5 separate regions of the Mus musculus genome follow, and all the other regions are linked to region 4. Evidence: chromatin loops called from intact Hi-C (ENCODE). Cell type or tissue: left cerebral cortex. All regions are shown on one strand. Region 1 has its middle 21 kb from the start of Unc80. Region 2 has its middle 120 kb from the start of Gm51629. Region 3 has its middle 53 kb from the start of Gm51629. Region 4 holds the start of Gm39655 (a long non-coding RNA gene). Region 5 overlaps Map2 (microtubule-associated protein 2).

Region 1 (5,000 bases), 210 kb before region 4:
AAGAGCCAAACAGTGTTAGGGTTCAGGAATTGTTGAAGGAAGACCCCAGACTCAAATAGTATGCAAGAACAAAGAGTGTTTACTCTGCAGAAACAACCAGCATGCTAGGGTCAGCACAGCATCAAAATGGCCATGACCCCAGACAAAGGCATACACCTTCTTATAGGGAACTGGGGGAACTCTCTAGAATGATCCGGTAATCTCTAATGTAATTGGTAGAAGCTAAAGCCCTGACATTAGTACAATTTTGATTAGCTACTGTGTTAGGGTTAAGTAATTTAAAACTTCATTGGTGGGTGCTGAGATGCCCCAGACGGACTGCATTAACCACAGGATGGGCTGCCCAGCACAGATGGCCTATCCTGAGATCAGATATCTCCCATTCATGTGACTATCTTCAGGCTGTTTCTCGGATGGGGGGTTTTATTGTCTTGTTCCTGGACTTTTGGGGTCTGCTGCTTGAGCAGATGGTAATCTACCATCATGTTAGTTTATTAGTCAATTCATTAGGTAGTTGCAGCTATTAGAAAAGCAAATAGGCTTGCCTTCCTTATAGACACCATGCTAAAAGAAAAGGAACTCGCTTTACAGTGACTGCTCCCAGTGGTCAACCACCTGTGTCTCATTCATGGCCTAGTTTCATGGTCTGCTCCTGGAGTGGATGATGTATGGCCTAGTTTCTGAGAGGAGACAAAGAGGAATGAACGGATCCCTTCAACAGTACTGGCTGACTGGAACTAGATAACCCAAAAGGTTGGTCAAGAAGCGCTCTCCTTCCCAGTTTTGGATCCAGTCATTCAAAGATATCACCAAAAAAATTTCCTCTTCAACTTTTAGGCCTCCTTCCCCTGTGTTGCCTTTCATCTCAATCAGGGATCCCTTCTATGACAGGCACCAGAAACTCCAGATCCCACAACCTACCAACACACCCCTCAGTCCTGTTAGGTTGCCCACAGTCCACATCCTAAAATCTATGCAACTCTCTGGATCTCCTGCTCAGTTATCACCATTTAGGCTTTCGTTTGCATTTACTAACCTTCAAACACCTCCTTAGACCCTAAAACATTTTCTTAGATCCTCATACTTTAAGCTTTATATCCTCAAACCTTGCACAAACTTTACAGTTTTTTTTTCTATCCAATTATTTACCATGAATGAGACACAGGTGGTTGATCACTGGGAGCAGTCAATGTAAACTGAGTTCCTTGTCTTTTAGCATGGTGTCTATAAGCAAGGCATACCTACTTGCTTTTCTAATAGCTGTAACTAGCTAAGGAATTGACTAATAAACTAACATGATGGTAGATTACCTTGGATAAGGAGCTAGTTACCTGTCCTCTAGCTGTCAAGCTATAGTTAGCTTAGCTATCAGTATGATCAGAGACCTGAGAATAGATTATAATCTAAATGCCATACATTAATTAAAATTACAAAAGTTTTTCTATACTCCACTACCTAGACAATTCTCCCAGGTTCCTGTTGTTGGTATTCTGTTTGGACTCCAACCCCATAGTTTCCTGGGAACAGCCAGGTATGCCCCTCGCCTCAGTTACCTAGCAACAGGCCCCTATAAAAGGGGCTGCTTCCCCCCTCCTCTCTCTCATTCCTGCTCCTCTTCCTTGCCTCTTGCCCTCTTGCTCCCCCTCTCTCCCCATTCACTTCCCCTTTCTCTCCATGTGGTCATGGCTGGCCTCTACTTTCTACTCTCTCCTTCTCTCTGCCTTTTTCTGCCTCTACTACCCTCTTAACTCCCTTCCCCATGCCCTAAATAAACTCTATGCTATAGAATAGAGTTGCTGGTCTCTCAGGGGGAAGGGATGCCTTGGCATGGACCCACTGAAGCACCCCTTTCCCCCACACCTCACCACATATCATTGAACATATTCTTATATTCCTTTATCTTTTTAGAATCGTAACACTTGTGGTCTCCATGGTAACATTGGCAGAGACAGTGTGGCCATTAGGACCAGAAGATGAGAGGCTGTTTTTCTGAGGAAGAGAGTGGGAGAAATTACCTTGTCTTAGGCACCATGAGACAATTAACTCTTCAGGTGTCCAGACAATTAACAGTTCAGGCCAGACCCTGGCAATAGACAGGGCACTGGGTCAGTCTTTTACAGTGGTTGTCATACCACAATCCAGGTAGAGTTCTTTGTCACTGTGTCCAAATTTTCTTGAAGACTTTGGCAGATATCACTGCTTAGATTTAGAGGTCTCTGTCCTAGTAAGTCCAAACACTTTATGCCATATTCAGCAGATCTCTGACAGATTTGAGAGCTAGTGCCTATTAAGTATATCTGAGTTGAACAGCCTTATCTGTTTCTAAACTGTTCCTTACAAAAATAAAACATAAGGCAAATAAAGCTTAATCTTGTAATTAATTGCATCATTTAGTCACATGACTCAAATATAATTCTGAAAATATTAAAGCATTTGATCATTTACAAGGTTACTGTCAACTTGCACTTATTAATCATAGTAGCTTTTATGAGCATAGAATTGTTATAGTAGCTTTTAAGACTAGAATCTGTTAAGTCTGAGCCTTAAATATCACAACTTTGAGTTGAAAAGCTAGTATTTTTTTTTGAAAAGCTTCTAGTATTAAAATAAAACCTTTCAATCTAAAAATGTAGTCCATAGAGACTGGGAACTTTTTGATCTTTTTATGGTGTATCATTGTAGAACATTAATGTAAACATTTCCCATATGACTTAGTTTATATAAAAGATCTATAATAGATTATAAATATATAAAGCTGCACTATAGCTTAATAACATTAGCAAAAACAAGTTTAAATGTACTTTTAAGACACCAATTATTAACCTAAAAATTTAATGTTGTAAACCTCCAACTTTTTAAATTTAAATTTAAAGAAATTTAAAATCTCTCAACTGTGTTTTTAGTAATATCACAATAAAACACCTTCTTAAGAGTAAAGATGTAGAATAACAGTGTAAACAATTTATCAAGATACAACAGAAATCATACAAAAATCTTATCTCAGTTTAAAAGTATCTTTGGACACCTACTTCCCTGGTTTGCTCATGTCACATGTTGCTGCCCTTAGGGAAGATGGTGGTGAAGCCATGGCTTTACATATGGCTGCTAGGGTATGTGGTATAACTGTCCAGCAGTCATGAATGAACTGGGTTACCTGAAAGGGAGGCTGGAAATGAAAAAGGACGGGGGAGTGGGGGGGGGCAATACAAAGTTTCTGATCAAGGCTCAAAGTTTAATATTCAGTACTGTATTTATTTATAGAGATCCCACAGACCCTATCCTTTGTTTCAGCTGGATTATGTTGCAAAGCAAGCTCAGGGGGGCAGTCTACTGTAGGAGATTGCAGGTGCAGCAAGGCAGAAGACTCCATCTAGGTCATTAAGGTCCAACTGTGGCAAACATTTAAGGTCTATTTAGCCTACTCAAGGCTGAGGGAAGGGCACAATGAGGCTGCCCTGAACCAAAATCGTGGTGAAGCTACGACTCCACCTTCCTCAGCCCATAGTAACTAGTCATGTGTTTATATCCCAGTATGAAATCATGTCACATGATTTAAGATTATCTATGACTTTGAACTAGATCCAATAATCTATAAACTGATAATCCTGTTTTAGATCCTGGACTTTAAAAACATGCCTGGGTCAGAGAAGAGTGAGCAATAGCTCATTTTTATTGCTAGCGATAGACTAAAACAGTATAAAAATAGCAGTAGAACAGTATGCAACAACTTCAAAATTATCCATACTTAAATAACATTTGAACTCCAATTATATTAGATCCAATGGGCAGAAAACCAATTAGTGAATTGAAGTTAGGTGGCTGATTACAAGAGAAAAGAACAACATTTGTTCACACATTCAAGACAAGTCAGAAAGGAGCATACAATGACTATGTACTAGCAGAGACATAGGGAGTTAGACAGACATTTTAAATTGTCATTTGTAAATTTGAATAGACTTTATAACATTGAAATTTTGTCATCATATAAAGAATATCTTAAGCCAGGTTTGAATCACATGCACAGTATGTTATAAAAATATAACTTCAAGTTTCTATCATTATCACACAAAAATCCATACCAACTTAAAATATGAGACTTGTTTTTGCCTTCTTAGTCTAAAAGGAGACACAATAATAAACAGTTAATTAGGATCAAGAAGTTTTGTTTTGTTTTGTTTTATTTTTTAGGATCAAGAAGTTTTATAATTGCTGCTTCATACCACATGATCATCTTAAGATAGTGAAGTCACATGGCAGGTTGCAAGCCATGTGATGAACATGGTTGCTAATATTTAAAACATTTTTCCTTGTAGATCTATCTACCTTTATATATTTTTCTTAAACGAGAGTTGCATCCAAATTGCACATATACATTAAACAAGTTAATTTGAGTTACATATAAGTATATATATATATGAACTTAATAAGAGCTGAATAAACCCAAATATTGTTACACATTATACATATTTTGGTCCATACTCAATGAGTGATTTATTAAACCTTAGATAAGAGTTTACAGCATACTCTTAATATATAATTTTTTGAGAGCAGAATGCAAAGAAATCAGAGATAAAATATTTTTAAGATTGGACAAAGAGTGGTGCAGAGACAGAAGGAAAGGCCATCCAGAGACTGCCCCACCTGGGGATCCATCCCACCTGCAGACACCAAACCCAGACACTACTGCAGATGCCAAGAAGCACTTGCTGACAGGGGCCTGGTATAGCTGTCCCCTGAGAGGTTCTGCCAGATCCTAACCAACACAGATGCAGATGCTCACAGCAAACCATCGGACTGAGCACAGAGACCCCAATGGAGGAGTTAGGAAAGGACTGAAGGAGCTGAAGGGGCCTTATCTGGTATCGATGAGAGGGGGAGCCCTTGGTTCTGTGAAGGCTTGATGCCCCAGTATAGAAGAATGGTGAGGCAGGATCTGGTGGATGGGTGGGGAAGCACCCTCATAGGAACAGGGTAAGAGGGGATGGGATAGGGGGTTTGCA
Region 2 (5,000 bases), 540 kb before region 4:
AAAAATAAATTAAAATTTTTGAATATATATTGTATTCTTTGATGAAGCACCAAAATAAAATTTATTACAAATTTAAAAAGCTAAATCTATCATATGATATGATTATACCACTCCTTAGCATATGCCCAAATGACTAGGTATTCTTAAAAATAACTTTAAAATATTTTTAAATGTATTGTCTGAGAAGTTCATACATATATACAAAGCATTTTGATAATATCTATCCTCAACTTGTTCCCTCCAATGCCTTTCCACACCTTCCATGCAGATAGCTTCCTACAATTAACTCAATGAGTACATTTAGGGCTTCTGCCTGCGTGTTCAGAGTGTGAGGTCATCTACTGGAGCATGGGCAAATTACTATTGGCTCTATCCCAAAGTAAGGTGATTATCCCTCCCCCGGGAGCCATTAACTGCCAATAGTGCCTCAGGTAGGAGTGAGGACTTTCAAGGCCGTCACCAGATCCGTGCTAGCACGTTTGATTTTAAACAGGAATAGTGCAAGTAAGCATAGCTGTTGTTAGTTCTGTGTCCAGTAGTCATGCCATGTCCAAAGAGAAGATTTTAATTGTTTTAAGAAGTCTCCCTCACTACAGAATTGTTGGCGTATCCACTTCTCTTAACTATAGGCTTGATTTTCCTCAAATGGGTTTGAAAGAAACTGATCTTACCTGAAGTTTTTCAAATTACATATTAGATTGATTTCTTCACATACAATCCTAAACTGTTCATTTTTTTAATTTAAAATTGACAGTATTATTTTTTTCTTCAAAACTTCTTTTTAAATTTTATTTATTCTTCTCTTATATATTACATCCTAACTTCTTGCATATATTATATCCTCACTCCTCTTCTCCCAGTCCCTCCCCTGGTCCTCTCTTCCTCAGAGCCACTCCTCCTCCACTTTCCTGCAGAAAAGAGGAGGCCTCCTAGGGATATCAATGGAACATTGCATAACTGGGCACAAGCCCTCATATTGAGTCTGGACAAAGTAACCCAGCAAGAGGAAAAGGGTCTCAGGAGCCGGCAAAAGAGTCAGAAACAGCACTACTCCCACGTTAGGAATCTCACGAGAATGCAACCATAATGCATATGCATAGGACCTAGTTCACCTCCATACCAGCTCCCCGATTGTCCCTTCAGTCTCCGTGTGCCCTGTGAGACTGATTCTCTAGGCCATGTTCTTGCCATATCCTTGACTCTTCTGGCTCCTACAATCTTTCCTCTCCCTATTCCATAGGATTCTCTGATCTTTGCCTAATTTTTGGCTGTGGGTCACTGCATCTGTCCCCATCAGGTGCTGGATCAAGTCTGTCTGATGATGATTGGGCTAGGCTCTAGTATATGAGTATAGCAGAACTAATTAGGTACCATTTCATTTACTTATTTTCCCCAGTCATTTTTAATTCTATCCCATGTCTCTGTGCTGTCCAGTCTCTGGTTTCTGGCCACCCAGGCAGTGTGCCAGGATCCTTTAATACAGAAAGACGAGTGAAATTTAAGCATAATAACTTCCTTGTTCTGTTTCACTAGATAGGCCAAAGGTTTTCCAGTCTCCTTTGAAACAGATTGACTGTTATGCAATGTTAGGTTCTTCAGAGGCAGAGCTTGAGAAGAAAATCTGTGGGCAAGTAAGATTTTGAGGAAATATTGGAGGTGTATAAGTTACCAGACAAAGGTTTAATCTTCAGAAAAATGTCTTATGGGTAGCTCCAGCTTGATCCAGCAAGGGAACTCTGAGACATGAGGTAAACCTCAGAATTGTCTGCATCTGTGAGAAGGGAACTGAGGTCAACATTTCCACATGAGGTGGTTTATATCTTCATACATAGATGTATACTGTAGTATATATACATATACAGATACAGTTGTTTTATATCTCCATACATACATATACACTGTAATATCTTCATATCTGTCTCTCTAATAGATAGATTAGAGAAAGAAAGAGAGAGAGAGAGAGAGAGAGAGAGAGAGAGAGAGAGAGAGAGAGAGAGAGATTTATTATGTCTCCAGGTGACTTTGTGTAACTTATTTTCTCACATGACATGATATCTGCTTTATTCAATTTTTCTTCTTTTGGGTCGAGAAATTCATCCAACCTAATATTATTATTATTAATTATTATTATTATTATTATTATTAATTTTATGTATATAAGTACATTGGAGCTGTGTTCAGACACACCAGAAGAGGGCATCGGATCCCATTACAGATGGTTGTGAGGCACTATGTTGTTGCTGGGAATTGTATTCAGGACCTCTGGAAGAAAGGTCAGTGTTCCTAACTGCTGAACCATCTCTCCAGCCCTCATCCAACTTTTTAATTCAGTAATAGAAGATAATCCAAAATTTTGGAAATTTGTTTTTCTTTTCACAAGAGTTTTAATGTAACTTCAATTTTCTTTCAAGGTTTATGTTATCAATATCATTTAGGATACATATATATATATACATATATATATGAAAATTTTCAAATGAGTAATACAAAATATTTAACTGATTTTTTAAGGATTTTGCATTTACGTTTTTTCATTGCTAATTTTGAAATTTTCATTGCTAACACTGGATATCAGTTCTGAAGCATGTATACATTTCAAAATATTTCTAAGAAGTCCCAAAACATCATAATTTACAAAACAGCTATAAGAAAGCCTATGAGTGAATGTGTTCTTGGGAGCTGCAGAACTCACCAGTGACTGGGCCCTGGAAAGGAAGAACCAGAATACGCCACAGCTGGAGACAATAAAGGTTTCCATCTTTTCTATAGAATACATCTCAGACATGCAGCAAGTGACATTTTACACATGCCCTGGGGATATTTTTACTGAACGCTAATTTCCTGTGAACCCGGGAGGATCTCCAGTCTTAACTCAGCTTGGCAGATCCCCAGGAGAAGGCTGAGTCAGCAAACAGCTTAAGCTTCTGTTGGTTCTTAAATCTTTACCAGCACAGGGAACTGGCTGCTCTGCATGTTACTATGCTTCTTAGAAGAAGCATATGACAAGGCAAAAAGCAATGGTGGTAAAAACAAAATAGCCTTGCTAGGCTGTACTATAAATTGTGAATTTTTTACTGACCAATCAACTTGGTCTTAATTTTTGTGGATTTATATTCCTATTTAATTAACTGAACATTCATACATTTAATTATTGGAATAACCATATTGACAAGCAGTTTCTCTTAGTTTACATTAAAATAGAGGTTCTCAACCTGTGGGTTGGGAAGTCACATATTAGGCAGCCAACATCTCAGATATTTACATTACAATTCATAAAAGTAGCAAAATTGCAGTCATTATGTAGAAATGAAATAAATCTATGGTTGTGGGTCACCATGGCATGAGGCACTTAATTAACGGTCTCAGCATTAGGTAGGTTGAGAACCACTACATTAAAGAATAATTGAAGTTGTAGGCTACTAATAGCTTTTAAAGTGAGGCTATTTGTGAAAAGAAGAATGTGTATAGACCTGATGTTTAGTTTAGAAACCCGGTAACCTCAAGGAAGAAAAATATTACATTATATTCATATAATGATCCACAGTTGTTTCAATTACTGCAGAGATCAATGTATCAACTCTATATCCACATGGGTTCAGTTCTCCAAATTCTTTAATGGGAGAGAAGGCCTCATAACTGCAGAGAAAATCTTGACTGTTCTAAAGACAAAACTCCTAGGGACATCATCAGTTTTCTAAAAGGAAGAATTCACTCACGATGGTAACCATTTAACAGGTTGTACTAGACACCTATCTGCAATGCAGCCAGGAAGCTTTGGCAATACTGCGGTTAAACCACACAGCAGGGTCTGCACACTGAGCCTTTTCACTTGGGTCAACACATATCACAAATGTATAAAATAAGTGTGAGAATTGACATAGATAACCTGTAACTGATACACCTTTTGTTTGTATGAGTATCATTAAAATACCTTAAGGGATTTTAGTGGGATTAAGTTCTCTCAAAGCCTTTTGCTTTCTGTTCTCAGAAGAAGAGTGAGTAGAGGCAAATGCCACGAATGTTTGCATATTTTATTATAGTGTTAATACTGAGGAAAGACAGTGCGTACTTATAGTGTGCAAGAATTTGGTTCAATTAAGCTCCAAATTGTAGGCAAGTAAGTAAGCTATAAAAAATTCTTCTCAGATATTAATTGTTCTATTACTCATTTTCCAGGAATGATAATGTGCTGTTTGTGTTTGTATCTTAATCTGTAGAAAATCATTAAGCTATGAGTAGTTTCACTAGCTGAAACTAGGAAATGAAAAATATTTTGTGGCATTTGGTAGTAATTTATCAGTACATAGGAAGACACTGGTAATAGAATTGTAGATGTTTATATATTTGTTAAAGTGATTTGCAAATTTGATTGTTTTCACTTAAAAAATTACAGTGCAGAGGAGATAGTTCATTCAATCGAGTACTCACTTCATAGGTATGCATGAGGAACCCAAAATTCAAATGAAAAAGAAAAGTGAGGCATAGGGCACACATTTGTAATCTCAATCTTAGGCAGGAGAAAGGTGGATTCCTTCGGTTCGCAACCATTGGTATGGTCTGCTTTGTGAGTTCTAGGCCAACGAGAGAGTTTCTTTCAAAAGCAAAAGGTAGGCAGCCATCAGAGGAATAACACTTGATAGTGTCCTCTGACTTCCATATGCATTTTAACACAAACACATCATATTACATACAGACAGGCAGACAGGCAGACAGATACAAACACATGATAGAAGATAGATAGATAGATAGATAGATAGATAGATAGATAGATAGATAGATAGATAGATAGATAGGTAGATAGATAGATAGATAGGTAGATAGATAGATAGATGATTGTCTGGCAAGGTAAGGCTAAAGCAGTTATTGCCTGATGGTCTAAAGTTGATCTTCAGGACCTACATGGTAGAAGGAGAGAACTGCTTTTCACACTTTCACAAGTTGTTTCCTAACATCCACCAGACATCTACATGTGCACCACAATGTGACTACCTACAAACACA
Region 3 (5,000 bases), 480 kb before region 4:
TGAGCCCCGAGGGACAATTCTGCAGAGCAGGCCACCCCTGGGAAGGAAGGAGCCAAGTCTCCACTGCCCTCGCCGCCCTTGGCCTTGGCTGGGCGGGGCTCTCTGGGGCTCCAAGGCTGGCTGTCCCCGCGGGGCGGGCTGCTGGCTGCGGCAGGAGGCGGGGCCCGGCGCTCCCCCTCCCCTACACTGCGACGGTGGCAGCTTAGCGCGGACCGTGGCGGAGCCAGGCTGGGGCGCGCACGGGGCGGGAACAGCCGGGGCGGGGCAGCCGCGGAGCCTGGCTGGGGCGCGCACGGGGCGGCGCTCGGGCTGCGCGGGCTCTCGGCGGTGGAGGCGGCGGCGGCAGCAGCATCCTCTCTACCTCCGCTTCCCTACGGCCTCTTTCTCTTTCCTGTCCTTCTTTCCCTCGTTTCTTCGGTCGCCGGGTCTCCCCGGCTCCTCCCACGGAGAAGCTCTAGCTCTGCGAGTAAGCTGTGACCGCGGGTGCGTCCTCTTTCCGCGCCCAGGTAAGACATCGTCCCGCCTAGCTCAGCCTGGTCCTTCCTCCCGTGCCTCTGCCAGAGAGGAGCCGCCAGCCAGGAGAGCAGGAACCGGACTGGCTGGTCTCTGCTGGACCGGTCCCCTGTGCCACGGGAGGGAGTCCGCGCAGGTTGGCGCTGTCCAGGCCTGACCTCTCCAGATGTCACACCAGGGCAAGAGACCCGGCTAGGTACTTAAGCTCTAGATTTGAAGATGAGCCAGTGACCTTGTTAGGTACCACTTAAAAAACCACTGGAAACTTCGGTTCAGGCTAGGGTGTATGTTTTGAGAGTTAATATTGCCCGAGCTATAGAAAGAAGGGTAAGAAATTATACAGAGACCCTAGGGAAGAGAATTAAAGATAGAGGATTTATTTTTATTTTATTAATTTGTTATGTGTGCCTGTCTCTGTGTGCTCACAGACACAGAGCTCTGCACAGTGAGGAAAGAGGTGAGGGGAGCCAAGCCAATTTCAAATTTCAAATTATTTCTCCAGAGACAACAGGAAGAGGAGAACTGGCATACATTGGTAATTTGGGGAAAATGAAAAACTGTTCTTTGGTTGTAGAGGGCGGGGCTCCAAGGTACAAGCCTGACAGAGCTTGGGTTTCTATGCAGTCCTTTCTTCCCAAATGAGAGGGGTGGGAACCCAGCTGCATCTGCTCTTCAATTCACTTCTCAGTTCTAAAGCCTTTCTTTGGGGGTGGGGGACTGAACGAATGACTGCCTTCCCTATCCTCGCCTTTGTTCTAGGGTGGAAATCTAAAGGCAGAGCGTGCCTAGGAGCCCTAGTGGGGAGGTGTGTGTTTGGTGTGTAAGGAGGGGGAGGGGAGAGTGAGCACTAGAGTCAGAAAGCACCATTCTTGAAAGCTTAAAATTGGTGTTTTTTCTTCTGGCACCGTCAAAAAGGTTTGGTTAGTAGCAAGCTGACTTGTGATGATAACTGGTTGCCCTCTGTTATAAGCTCTGAGTGTAAAGCATCCAGGACACCTTTTGAAACTGGGTGTGAAGCTTTTGTCAAGATGCAGACACACACGCACACAAGCCCTACAAACAAACATACTACAAAATGGAGTGGACAGCTAAAAGGCACGTCTTTTAAGATTTGTTTTCTGGGGCTAGAGGATATGCTATAAATGAAATGTATGTCGAAAAACAGCAAGAAATAAGGTCAACAAAACTATCCTTGGGTGGTGCAGACAGAGTTCCACATGTGGCACAGAAAAATTAAATGAATATTAGTAAGGAGCTAGCTTAAATATTAAAAATAAGACAGAATTTTGTTTAAATGATCTGTGGGAGGAAATGACTGGAAACCGAAGTGGAGGCACATAGCCACAGTGAGGCAATGGAGAACAAAGCCTTTTATGTGAGCCACATTATGCAAAAGGTCCCTATGTGTGAGCAGCAGGTACCAGCCCCATGTAAAAGCAGAACACTGTCACTCTGTCATTTTACTGTGGGCCGGTATGATATTTTTGGCAGTCAAAATAGATGGAACAAACAAAAGCCCTTTAAAATGCTTTTGATTTTATGTCCACAAAGAAGATTACAGCCTAGGTGACAAGAGCATTCCTTCAGCGGAACCTAGTGTCTTATTTTTAGTAGAAAACCTTATGGATTTGCAAATCATTTCTAGTCATCTCCCCCCCCCCCCCGTGCACACAGGACCTCCCTCGTCGAGATGAGGTGAAAGTCCTGTTTTTCTTTCATTAGGAAAGCATTGTACTTGTGCCCATGTCTGTGTATATATATGTCGTAACATTAATTACCTTGAAGTTTTTGTCTCATTCTTTCAGCTTAAGATCTGCATTCATGATTTTGGTGTTATCAGACCACTGATTTCTTACTTGATACAAGCTGTTTATCTGTGGGTTGTTTAATTTTATTCTTTCATATTTCTCAGTTGGCTGGAACCTTTATTTAATTTCCAAAGTTTTTTTAACCTTGTAGGTGGGAAATTGTTTGAGCTACAACAAGACATCATGGCAGATTATAAATTTAGTTCCCCCTTTTTAAAAAAAAACCTTAATATTTTAGTGATATTAATTTGTATATTCTTTGTTTCTCTCCTGTCTTAACTCCTCCCCTCCCCTCTAACCAAGCAAGCCCTTTCTTGCTGGCTGTTCTTGTCCTGTTTCCTGCCCCTACTTTTGTCTAGACTACCACAGGTGGAGCCAGAGTGTGCAGTGTGCAAGCATTTTGAATTTAGGATGTGCTCACTCTATAGCAGCATGCTTGCTCTCTCTCTCTCTCTCTCTCTCTCTCTCTCTCTCTCTCTCTCTCTCTCTCTCTCTCTCTCTCTCTCTCTCTGTCTCTCTGTCTCTCACTTGTTTACAGCACCTTCTCAGGGAGGAGGGAGAAAGAATGTGCTGAGGGAGCCTGACCCAGTGAAACTGGCACAGCCATGACCTCATGCCAGTAGGTGATGCAGTCTCATTGAGGGAGCCGACATCCTCTCAATGGAAACCGAACTCCAGCAGCACGCCCGCCCATCTCAGGCCAGCAGCCCCACTCTTCCCACAGTGGCCTCTGCCAACACTGCTCTGCTAAGGTTAAAGGCAGAGTTTTCTCTTTATTTCTTTTCAGGGGTCTTGGATTTGGCCAGAAACACACAGCCAGACATGAGACTTGGCACAGAATGTTCTAGGTCTGAAGGAACAATTTCAACCCCCTCCCCCTGCATCCCCTGTTTTAAACCACTTTATACATTTTCTAAATGTCAGACTGAAGAAAGGAAAACAATTGCTTGTTTGGTAGGTTTTTAAATATTTCCTTAGGACACACATATATTTGTTGAATTTTACTGGCTGTCAGATGGCAGAACAGATTACACTGTTGCACTTTGGCATTTAAAATCGGTAGGTATTACATTTGCTTAGATGTAGAAATGACATCAGATATAACCCCCCCCCCCCAACCCTGTGATTCACTACTGTCCCTGTGAGGCAGAGCGTAGGAAACTGACTTCTAAGTGGGTGGGAGGGAGGAGCTTAGGGTGACTCTTACTGTTAAATACTTGTCAATGCTCAACTGATTAAAATAACCAGAGATAAAACACTCTCCAATCAGTATTAACCCTTAATGCTAGGACTTAGGTAAGTCACTCATTTAAGGAGGCATTTTGGAACATTTGTTGACTCTTGTGTCGGATCCCCATGAGTTACAGATGTTACTACGCTCTGGCACTCTTATGTCACTATCTGAGTTATATTAGTTCTTATCAATTTCCGATATTCTCAGAGAATGATGAGCTCTTGCAAGCACCAAAAGCAAATATGGGACTACTAAGGAAGATGGGATCTATAAAGGGCTGAAACCAAAGGAGAGGGTCTGTGGGAAAGTCTGGTGGGTGGTAGCTTAGAGGGGAAGAGGGAGACAAGGAATTCTCAGGCACCAAGTGTTTGTCCCTGTAAGGGTGCAGATGAGATCTTGTGGACGTGGGTGGAGGTGGAAGAAATCTGTTTTGCTTTTTACCTCAGTGCAATGCTGTGTCCCCTCTCCTCCCACATCATTACATTGAGCTGAAGGCTGTGGGTACTTTATGGGATACTTATTGAAAGCAGGTCTGTGCTGAATTAAAAAGTTTAAAACAATGTGAGCACAATCAGTTGACTTTATGGGAAACATTTTGAGTCTAACCTTTGAACTTTGAACTTTGATCATTCCTCTCCAAGAGATGAACTTTCCTATTTGTGCTAACATGTTCAGCTGTGATATATTTTATTTACATGTTTTAGGGGAGTTGTTTGGCAATTGGAACAGAAGAAAGAACAGACTCTCTTTCAGTCTGTTGTTAAGTTTATATTGTACACAGGGGAGGTTTTAAAAACATTTTTTGTTGTTGTTACAACATGTAAGTAACATAAGGGACACATTTCTATCTATCTATCTATCTATCTATCTATCTATCTATCTATCTATCTATCTATCTATCTACCTACCTACCTACCTACCTGCCTATCTATTGTCTGTCTGATTTTTGAGACTCTTAAGATTTTCAGGGAAACCTAACCTTTAGTTTATTTACTTTGAGACAGTGTGTCTCCATGTATCCTGACGTAGCATAAATGGCTTGAAATTCCCAACGGGAGCTCAGACTTACTTTGAGGTCTATTCTCCTTCCTCAGGGTCTTTCAAAGCTGGATCACAGGAGTGTTCTGTGATACCTAGCTAAACTCATTTGTTATTCTTCACATTTTTCTTTTATTGAAAATATATCCTAATTATAGTTTGCCCTCCCTCTCCTACTTCCAATCTTCCCTCCACTCTGTGTCCTCCCCGTTTTTTCCCCCCTCGTTGAAAAAGAACAGACTTCTAAGAGATAACAAATAAACATGAAAAATTAAAATATAATATGATAAAGCCAAACTATCATATCAGAGTTGGCCATGGCAACCCAACAGAAAGAGAAGAGTCCCAAGAGCAGGCTCAAGGATCAGAGACCACTTAGTTGCACAGTCAGGAGTCCCATAAAGATA
Region 4 (5,000 bases):
GTTACTGTTGCAGGCCCATGACAGCCCCACAGATGAGCAGGAGTGACCAAGGTCACAAGGGAACCACCACAGCCAACCATACCATGTCGTCTGGAGTGAACACCAGGTAACTCACTGTGCCCTCTGCTTCTGTGGCCTCTCAGATGCAGTTCAGTAGCTAGGGATGAGACAAATCCTGAAAACAAAAACAAACAAACAAACAAACATTTCACAGCATTAAATATGAAACTCTATAAGGAAAACATCCCAAGATAAGAAAAGAGTGATAGTTTAGAGATACAGAAAATACCAGAGCTGGTTAGAAAATCATGATAAACTCACGCAGCCTTCATGATGTAGCACTTGTGCTGGGTCTGTTGGACTCCAAGATGACCAGAGACTTCACCAAGTCTTGGAGCAGAGAGACCCTCTCCTCCCCATCATGTTTGAAAATAAGACACAGATTTCAAAGTTGTTGGGTTTTTTTTTTTCATCCCCTCCTTTGGCTATATCCCATGAGTTTATATCAATTCGTACATTTTTCTTTATGCTCCTCATATGACAATGAAACAAGTTTTATAGGAACTATAATTGCTGTATATCTGGTGACCTGATGAAAGAAGACAGTACCTTGAAGGGTTAATATGCAATGTGCATTTATCAAAGTGCACCAAAGGCTTTGATATGAGCAGGCTCTGCCAAGGAATCCCCTTCTTGCTCTAAAGCCAGTTGCTCTTCTGATTCACAGGTACCCGGAGCAAGGAGCCAAGCTGCACTTTATCAGGTACGGAAAGACTTGCTCCGTCTTCACACCCTTTCTGAAGCACTGAGATGATTTCTTTAGACCTGGGTACCATGTCCATTTAACTAACTCCTGCGGTGGATGCATGATGTAACCGTTTCCATGTTAATCCTGAGGAAATGGCTCTGGGAAAGCCACTGCAGTGTGGTCTTCTGGGATGATAAATTTTCTTCATCCCCCAAAGGAGCTTCTGTGGAGCCCTGCCTACCACCTACCAGCTTCGGTGGGAAGCATATTTCTCTGCAATGGGACACCCTTCACTCATAGTAACCAAGTGCCCATGTTCTCTGAATCCTAGTTAATCTTTCCCAATCCCACAGGGAAAACCTCCATTTACTAGAGGAAGGGCAAGGCCTTCCCAGAGAAGAACTAGATGAACGAATTTCTCGAGAAGAATTCAGAAGACCCCGGGAATCTCTGCTGAACATTTGCACGGAATTCTATAAGCACTGCGGGCCGAGGCTGAAGATCCTGCAAAACCTAGCTGGGGAGCCACGGGTCACTGCCCTGGAGCTGCTGGATGTGAAGTCTCACATGAGGTACCCACGCAAGTGCCTCACCTCTGCCTGGGATGCTAAGAGCTTAAGCCATGTGTCTGTGTCTGTGTGCTGGGATGAACCAGGAAGTGGGGGATGCTCTGGGAGTGGGAAGGCTTCCTCCAGGAAAAGGAAGGAGATTCTTAGAATAATTTGTTTCCTGTGACTTGGGTACATACCATTTAGATCCTTCTGGTAAAGTACACATTTTATCTATTAAAGAGATCTCAGAAATAGAAAATGTTTTAAAAATGGGAATTCAGTCTGTAACTTACTGTCTGGCAGATTTTTAAATGTGATCCCAGAGGACCTAGTAGCTGATTTCTAGCAGTTTTTAAAGGATCATAAGAATTCCTTCAAAGAAAAAGTTCATGGTTAACAAAAGACTTACTTTGAATGCTTAATCTATCTACAAAACTAAATGTTCAGTTCTCACCAACCTCTCCAGAAACTGCATTATAATTTGCCAAAACACATCAATTTCCTGAACAGTAATGGCTTTTTTTTTTCTTAAAATGATCATCTGAAAGGGATTTAGTAAGTGCTAGGTGAAGTTACAGAGGAGGGCAAAAGCATGACCTGAAAGCAAGCTCTTTCCCTGTCAGCCCCTTGCCTTTGCTGAGCTGTGGGCAGACACCCAGACATGCCCGAGAGCCCCAGCCCTCCCCTCCATACTGTGCAGTGCTGGGAAAGAGCTTGTTTCACTCTGAGGAGTGCAGCTCCTATACAGAAGGCTGCAGTGTTTCAAGAACCTGTTGTTGCCTTGGCAACTGAGGGCTCTATTTATTCTAATTCATCCAAGTAATTCTGTGAATAGACAAACATTGCATTCAAAGATAGGCATTTTGTGAATGTGTGTGTGTGTCTGTCTCTGTGTATGTGTCTGTGTGTCTATATGTCTGTCTGTGTCTGTATGTGTGTGTATATATGTTTCTGTCTCTGACTGTGTCTGTGTGTCTCTATGAGTATGTGATTGTCTGTCTCTATGTGTGTGTCTGTGCGTGTATGTCACGGTGGGTCTGTATCAGTATGTGTGTCCATACGTTTCTCTGTAGTTTTCATGCCTCTATGTGTCTGTATGTGTTTTGTATCTCTGTATGTGTTAGTGTTGTAAATCTGCATGTATGTGTCTGTGTGTTATGCTATGTGTGTTTTTATGTGTGTTTGTCTATTTCTGTGTATACATCTGTATATATCTATACATATCTGTCTGTGTATGAGTATATTTTGTGCATGTTTATGTGTGTCTAGGGTTTGTAGGACTATTCTATGAAAATGTCTTCTTTGGACATTTAAGGGAAGGAAAAATAGGGACTGGAGCACCCTCTAGAGGCTAACACTAGAGCTTAACAAATCCTAAGGGACTACTTGGTACTTGGTGTAGATTTAAGGTTCAATAGACATTAATACTAATGAAAATGATCTACATTATATTAGACATTAGTGCTGCAAAATAAAGCCCTAATTTTCAAGGTTATCATAGTCCATTTCAAAGGAAAAAATAACATGTTTGCAAGTACTAATATCACTTGTATAATTAACTGTTTATTGTTTTCAGGCAACATATAAACTATATGATACAAAGAGATAGAATACACTAAGTAGATTAGGAAAAGATAGTGCCACATGTACATATTTATGTTTGTGATGAGATTGGCACAAAAATTAATATGAAATTATATTAGATTTATTTCTGAACCATAAATTTGATATTGACCTTCTGGAGTCTTAAAGTAATTAGCAAAATATGATCTGCTATAAAACCATAATGCCAATAGAAGAAAAAAGTAATTGCTTGGTGAGATGACACTTATTAAAAATAATGCCGTCCATGGTGTTAACCCCAATAAGCAGTGAGCTAAGAAACAGAAGGATCAAAAGTTCATGGCCAGTTTAGTCTTCACAGTTCTGGGATAATTGTGGCTACACAAGGAGACCCTAGTCTCACTACAAACAAACAAGCAAGTAAATAAAACAAAGGACAAACAAAGTCTCCCGGTTGCTATTTGTTGAAAAGAAAAAGACTGGCACAAAGAACAGTGTCCCCCACAATTCCTCTCTAATAGATAAGGGAACAGCTCCGTGTGGCCATGTAGATAGTTGACATAATGTCATTATGTGATTTGTCACAAGCAAGCTTTCCAGAGCCAGGATAGGGTGAAAGGACAGCTACTTTAGAGGCTGAATTACTCAGATGATTCAAACCAAATGTCCCCTATTACTGTACTACTGAACAACAAGCTTTTGATGAAGACAAGCATATGCTTCTTTGACGAGTACAGATGTTCTGTGCTACACTGTGAAGGGGGCAGATCCAAATACATGGAGGCAGTGCCTACATATATTAATGTTTCTTGTAATGTGCGTGTGTGTGTATGTGTGTGTAAGTCAAACTAATCATAAATTTTATAATGTGAATCATATTTAAAAGTTTAAGAATAAATATTACCCAATCAGAAAAAAAAACTTAATTGTAAAAGGGAAAATGGGGGTTATATATTCCAAATACCACAGAAGATGTTTGCTCAAATAGTTTGGCTTAGGCCTTTTAAAGAGCTAGGAAACAGTGTTGAGGGAGTCTATACTCTTTGCATTTGCACAATATCTGATTGATTAATTTCAAGAGTCTCAGTGAAAATATTCTTGATTAGAGAGACTCTCTGGCCAAAAGGAATTTCCTGCCTTATTCTGTCCTCCTGCGTTCTCAAAGCAGCAGCATTTATGATGTTTTTCCTTCCTTTCTTTCCCTCTCCCTCAATTATCCTCGCTTTCTTGTCCCTGTTCCACTTTTTGTCCCATGCTATTTGTCTTCCCCTCCCTTCTCAGTGAGAAGAACTCTTGAGTTCCCATGGAAAAGGATTAACGATTTTCTTCTTTTTTTATTTATTACGTATTTTCCTCAATTACATTTCCAATGCTATCCCAAAAGTCCCCCATACCCTCCTACCCACTTCCCTACCCACTCATTCCCATTTTTTTTCTTAAAACACGAATCAGTGTGCAAATGCATGCTATCATGGAGGTAGGGTTGAAAAAAAACTGTATGAAAGGGAAACTTTCTTGTAGGCTCACCACTAATCCATTTTTCATCATGAAAGGCTAAAGAAATTTACATGTTAACCTCTAAATGTTATTTTTTTTCTCATTTCTGGCTCTAACTATTGTTCTCAAGCTTACATTAGATAGATCATTTTTCAAACATGTCCCAAAGCTATCTTTAAAACATATCTCTTAAGCCAGGCAGTGGTGACACATACCTTTAATCCCAGCACTTGGGAGGCAGAGGCAGGCAGATTTCTGAGTTTGGGGCCAGCCTGGTCTACAGAATGAGTTCCAGGACAACCAGGGCTACACAGAGAAACCCTATCTTGAAAACAAACAAACAAACAAACAAACCACATCTCTTCACTTGATCTTAAACAAAAGGCTGAGAAGCAATTAAAAAACACATCTCTTTAGAGAACTAAACTCTGGCACTTATTCAGCTACATAAGGAATTGCATTTAGTCAGATTGATTCACTTTCTTCAATAAACTATGGCTTACAAGAGTCCAAATTGGTTATTGTCACAGTAGAATGTCTGGGAATGTGCAGGGATAAGGTGAAGGTATCTAGAAGAGTCTATGTAGATAAAACTGCCCTTATTTGGATACAAGCCATCTAAGAAATCATTTTTGTATGAC
Region 5 (5,000 bases), 220 kb before region 4:
GGTTAAAAAAGACCAGTTAACTTTTTCACTGGAAAATGAGTGATTCTGGCGGGGGGAAAATCAACAGAAATAGGCTTTTACATTATAGAATATTTAGATCCTAGAACATTCAAAATGATATTGACAGGGTCATCCTTTTAGATTGAATCATTTATTTTGGAAATCATAAGATCATCAAATAATTGAATGTTAGCATCGGAAAGATCTACACAGCAGAACTTGAATTTCCAGTCTTACAGTAAGTGAACAGGAACCAATGCTTGGCTTCTAATGATAGCAGTGAGTCCCTTGAGACTTTAATGCTTAAATTGAAATTTATGAAATAAAATTAGAAATACCTTTTATCCCCAACAGACTAGTAAAATAGCTCATGTAAATTCTATTTCATTTCTAGATTATTTAAAATGCTATTACTAGGAGCAAGTCAATATAATTTTTCTTCTAAAAATAATTTATGTTTGAGGATTTAGATGCAATGGTCGCCACAGTCTTAAGAGCAACTTTTTCCACAGCTTATATAAGACTCTTAGAATGTGGTACATTTAATAGTAGCTGTAAATCCTGTGCTAAACCTACAGTTTTTATATTGAAAGTTTTGTTATGCCCTAGAGAACAACCCAGCCATCATGTCTTCTGAATTTAAATGTTGACAGGAGCTCCTTGCCTTGGGCTCCTGGTGAGAGCTGCCAGTGATAGTTCTCTGCAAGGGACAAGCTATCTTATCCATGTTAGAGAGGCACTGTGATTCAAACCTTGCCCAGCTAAAAATAGGATTCTGTGCCCTCTTAAGAAATTTGAGGCTCTTTTCTGCATGCACTTAGAGACTTGTTAATGCTCTCGCGAAGACTGTACATTTAAACTGAATAAACAAGAGCATTATTTAAATTTTAGATTGAAGATAAACTGGACCTTAAAGATATATAAATGTGATTATTTTTTTGGTCCATGCAGGAGAAGTATCCAAAACAAACAAACAAACAAACACACACACACACACAAGAACAGCAATGACCACAACAAAACTAAATCCTTCTTTCTATATTTATTTTGTTTGTCCTTCAAAGCATGCCAGTTCAAAAGACATATGAAAGAAATTATAAGAGTTATGACCGTTTCAGTATGTTACAGCACAGTAACATCTTTCCAGGTCCTGATTGGCTGTGGTTTTTAGGATGAATGCTTGACTTCCTGAATAAAGACAGTAAAACATTGGCCTCAAGTCTTGAGGCTGCAGGAAAGCCGAGATGATGTCTGTCGGGATGACCTACCATACTTCAGCTCTGCTTTTCTTACCTTGGCAACTGGAAAGAACGCTTGTACATGGCCACTAATGGTTCATGGTGGCTCAGGAGCAGTTGCGAGAAGGTGGCCTTCAGAAGCCACAGACATAGTGAAAGCAGACCCAAGGGGTTCTTTGTTGATCTTCCTAGGGAACCAGGAATTCTTTCATGAATGAGAATCCTGACTTGGAACTGTCAGACAGACCCAGCATGTGCCTTCTCATGCAGTGTACACTAACACAGGGGTAAGGAAGTGGTTAGCAAATGATGAGTGACACTGTAGAGCTGAGAGGAGCTCTGGGATACCCTCTCAAACCCTGGGCCAACCTACACTGTGCTGTACCACTGAGTGAGCCAGAGCCCCTGTGTTGCCAGCCTCTCCATCACAGATAATTCAAGTATGATTTTTTCATTTCTTCCTGATTTCTATGAGTGATCCTATAGAGCTAGGATCCCTAAAGCTGCAGAGCACTTGGCCTTTGAGGCTCCAGGGAAATAGGGACTTATACATCATAACGTGGATATAGTTGAGTTGCAGTAGTGGAAGGGAGTTAAGAGCCTCTAGTACCCTTCCCCCACCCCTATCCCTGCCAATTCTAGTTCTTTCTGCCCCAGGATCTGGAAAGAAAAATGTTACCTCCAATTCCTTTTAGGTTAGGATTTTAAACAAGAAGATCGATTTTAGCAAAGTTCAGTCAAGATGTGGTTCCAAGGATAACATCAAACATTCTGCTGGGGGCGGAAATGTAAGTAGAAGCTTCCCTGAGGAAGTTGCCTTGATCGTGTGAAGCCTCCTGCACAGCCAGCACCCGCTTTCCTTCCTCACATGCCTCATGACACACTACTTTCTCAATATGTATGTGTCATCTAGGGTAGCGGCTTGCTTTCTTGGTGATGGGTGTCCCATCCTTTTCTGTCAGATCAGTTGGGAAGGAAAAGCTTGCTAAATGTACCACAGCAAACCCTCTTCGCCTGCTAACTGTTTCCTGGCCTTTTCAGTCACCAGAGTACTTGTGTCTCTATTCCTCTGAAGAAGTGAGCCAAGCTCACCCTTTTCTAACTCCATTTAAATTACTCTTGAGGCAAAGACTGATATTTTTGAAAGTGCTCAGAGTATGTAATGCCAACCCTCCATTGTTCATTATTCATGAAAGCTAAGATATCTTTTCAAATAATACAAAATTGGCAAAGCAGGACTCATCTATAATTCAAAGTGAAAAGACTGTAGTTCCAGCATGCATTCTATCCTGATGGGATTTTTTTCCTGTCTCTCTCATTTAGTGTAAATAATACCTTATGAAAAGAAATGAATACTGAATTCATGCTTGTTACATGTTGGTTGAGGCAGAGTTGAAGCAGTCAGGTCAACTCAAAGAAAGCATGGTTCCTCATAAAATAAGGAGAATTTCAACATGTGCATCAGGCTGACTCTATTTTTCTGCCACCTAAACACTAGGCTCTTATCATCTGTGATTTAAGTAATGGACAAGGTATCAGACCTTAAACTTCTCAGAGTCCAAGAAACCCTTGTCTTCTCATTCTTCATCTGGGCAGAAATGGATTTAAGCACTAAAAAGAAAATATTAGTCCCTTCTATAAAGAGCAGCCACCCGATAAGCAAAGAAGTCTGAGAAAAGTAGACTCTGCCGTGGGAATCCCACATAGTGTTTGCTGGGCTCCTTCATGGATGCAGGTCTATGCTTCGGGATCAGTATCTACACTGACTTGGTTGCTTTTCTCTGAGTATAAGTATATGTAACATCATGTGCTCTGGTTCAGTTTACTCCCTTGAGAGTAGCAGAAGATGTACCATGATGCCCTACATGGCAAATGCCTCTAGTTCCAATATAGCAGTAAGAATAAGTTCAGATAACTTAAGCTCTCATACTAAGGTAAAGAGGGAGCTTTGGACCTGCAAAACAGTGGTTTTAAACATTCCTTAAGAGAGGAATCATTTATTTTACTGTGCATATCCCTGAAGAATGCTTATGTTCTTAAATTCGTACATTCTTCTGATGTTGATGGACAGTGAACCACTACAATGGACAATAGAAAACTCTGCTTCAATTACAGGCAAATGAAGTATTTTAACGAAACATAAAGCAAGAAAAGTACTATCATTTTCTAACTCAGTATGCAAGAAAGATTCCACTTAGCCAAGAGAAGAGAACAGTTTAGGAAAACTCACTTAGACTTTTCTTCTGTCATCATGCTGGTCTTGTTACTGTGAGCAGCGTTAGTTACTTCTATATAAAAGTCACTTTGTAAATAATAACCCATCTCCTCTTGCTTCTTTGCTATGAAAAAATTTAACATGTATCTTTTTTCTCAAAAGGTGCTTGTCTTATTAATATAAATATCCCCATGCTCTTACAACATTATCTATTTTCTACTAATAAAACTTATATTCCAGGGTTTTCACCTATTCGGGTTCTTCTTTCCAGTTTGAAATAAATGGAACAGATGTGTGTTTGTGTGTGTGTGTGTGTGTGTGTGTGTGTGTGTGTGTGTGTGTGTGTGAATGTTAGTGCTACATGTTACAAGTGCGGGTACATGTCCAGAATTGTGTGTGAGCTTGGGGGAGGAGGTGGAGCTTCCGTGTCTAAGCCATCTTAAACTCATTTTCTGTGATTCACACAGGTACAAATTGTTACTAAGAAGATAGACTTAAGCCATGTGACATCCAAATGTGGCTCTCTAAAGAACATCCGTCACAGGCCAGGTAAAATAAATAAATAAATAACATATTTGTAATAATTTGAAATCATTAATTGGATTGAAGAAGTATACAATTCTTGATATTTTTGTGAAAAAATTGACTGAAAAAGTGTTTCAAACTCTTGATACTTCATGCTATTAGTAATAGAAACTTCTGTCTCGGAAAAAAAAACAAAACAAAACAAAACAAAAAAGTAATAGAAACTTAACTTTAAACTGTCAATGCATCTCACTTTGATATCAATGAACCTAATTACCTGAAAGAGACTATGTGTATAGAACAGGCACAAACATTGGGGCTCTTTAAAAACATGTAGACTATAATATTCATCAAGTCTTATAGATAAGAACAGTGACCAAAGACAGTATTACCAAATATTTTTCATAAAGTTGTGTTGTCTTCATTACGTAAAATGGAGTTGAGTATCAGAGCCAAGGAAAGTCCTTTATCTGATTCATTTCTCCAACTCTTTGTCAAGTAAATAGCACTGGAAATCCTCAACAAGATGCAATATGCCCCCCCCCAACTTACCTGGCATTAGACCCTCTTGTCTTCTTAGGTTATCTCATAGGAGAGTGCTTTGAAGTAGAAATTGAGTTTCCACTTGCCTTAGCCTGCTCCTTTCATGACTATGAGTGTGACATGGGTCATTGTCGCTCTGAGTATCACAGAGAGTTTCTTTGTGCTAAACCCCACCTCCAGGCATATATAACAATGGATAACTGTCAGATGCCCTATGAGAAAACTATGACATTATACAATTTATAACATAACCAATAGATTATAGGATGGCAATATAATTGGCTTTATTTTAAAAAATTTAACCATATGGTTAGCATCTTAAAATATAAACCAAATGTAGATTATTAAATTAATCACTGTCTGAAACACTCTAAAAACTGAGATCTAACAATAATTGAGTTGAGGCATTGGGAGAGGAAACTATTAGGACTCTTTGGATTGGCTACAAAGATAGGTAGATTAAGTCTCAGAGTGGACAG

What was found. A loop is a pair of places that touch in the nucleus more often than their neighbours do. Peaks named below come from ENCODE experiments on the same cell type or tissue, not always from the same donor. Only the 100,000 strongest peaks of a DNase experiment are listed, where the experiment ranks them.
Region 1: it touches region 4 in a loop (3-fold over the local background); 2 of 42 quality-filtered maps call a loop at or near these places.
Region 2: it touches region 4 in a loop (6-fold over the local background); 29 of 42 quality-filtered maps call a loop at or near these places.
Region 3: it touches region 4 in a loop (5-fold over the local background); 3 of 42 quality-filtered maps call a loop at or near these places.
Region 5: it touches region 4 in a loop (3-fold over the local background); 2 of 42 quality-filtered maps call a loop at or near these places.

Annotation. Positions count from the first base shown.
Region 1 is chr1:66,444,034-66,449,033 of GRCm38, forward strand. No RefSeq gene overlaps it. Among named protein-coding and RNA genes, the nearest start is that of Unc80, 21 kb to the right of the region's middle. In left cerebral cortex, no CTCF peak of the experiment used is centred here; a DNase peak (open chromatin) is centred at 1,960.
Region 2 is chr1:66,112,643-66,117,642 of GRCm38, forward strand. No RefSeq gene overlaps it. Among named protein-coding and RNA genes, the nearest start is that of Gm51629, 120 kb to the right of the region's middle. In left cerebral cortex, no CTCF peak of the experiment used is centred here; a DNase peak (open chromatin) is centred at 2,894.
Region 3 is chr1:66,174,990-66,179,989 of GRCm38, forward strand. It overlaps a transcript of Map2 not described here. Among named protein-coding and RNA genes, the nearest start is that of Gm51629, 53 kb to the right of the region's middle. In left cerebral cortex, a CTCF peak has its summit at 2,651; DNase peaks (open chromatin) are centred at 223, 1,223, 1,841, 2,690 and 1 more place; H3K4me3 peaks cover 3,044 bases; H3K27ac peaks cover 1,862 bases.
Region 4 is chr1:66,653,283-66,658,282 of GRCm38, forward strand. Unc80 (unc-80, NALCN activator) reads left to right here. Exons shown (of 65, transcript NM_001368824.1): 49 at 14-106; 50 at 728-763; 51 at 1,102-1,320. Gm39655 (a long non-coding RNA gene) reads right to left here and starts at 35. Exons shown (of 3, transcript XR_865491.2): 1 at 1-35. In left cerebral cortex, a CTCF peak has its summit at 2,648 (motif pointing left); DNase peaks (open chromatin) are centred at 2,028 and 2,626.
Region 5 is chr1:66,429,594-66,434,593 of GRCm38, forward strand. It overlaps Map2 (microtubule-associated protein 2), which reads left to right. Exons shown (of 15, transcript NM_001310634.1): 13 at 3,921-4,002. Among named protein-coding and RNA genes, the nearest start is that of Unc80, 36 kb to the right of the region's middle. In left cerebral cortex, no CTCF peak of the experiment used is centred here; a DNase peak (open chromatin) is centred at 2,078; H3K27ac peaks cover 434 bases.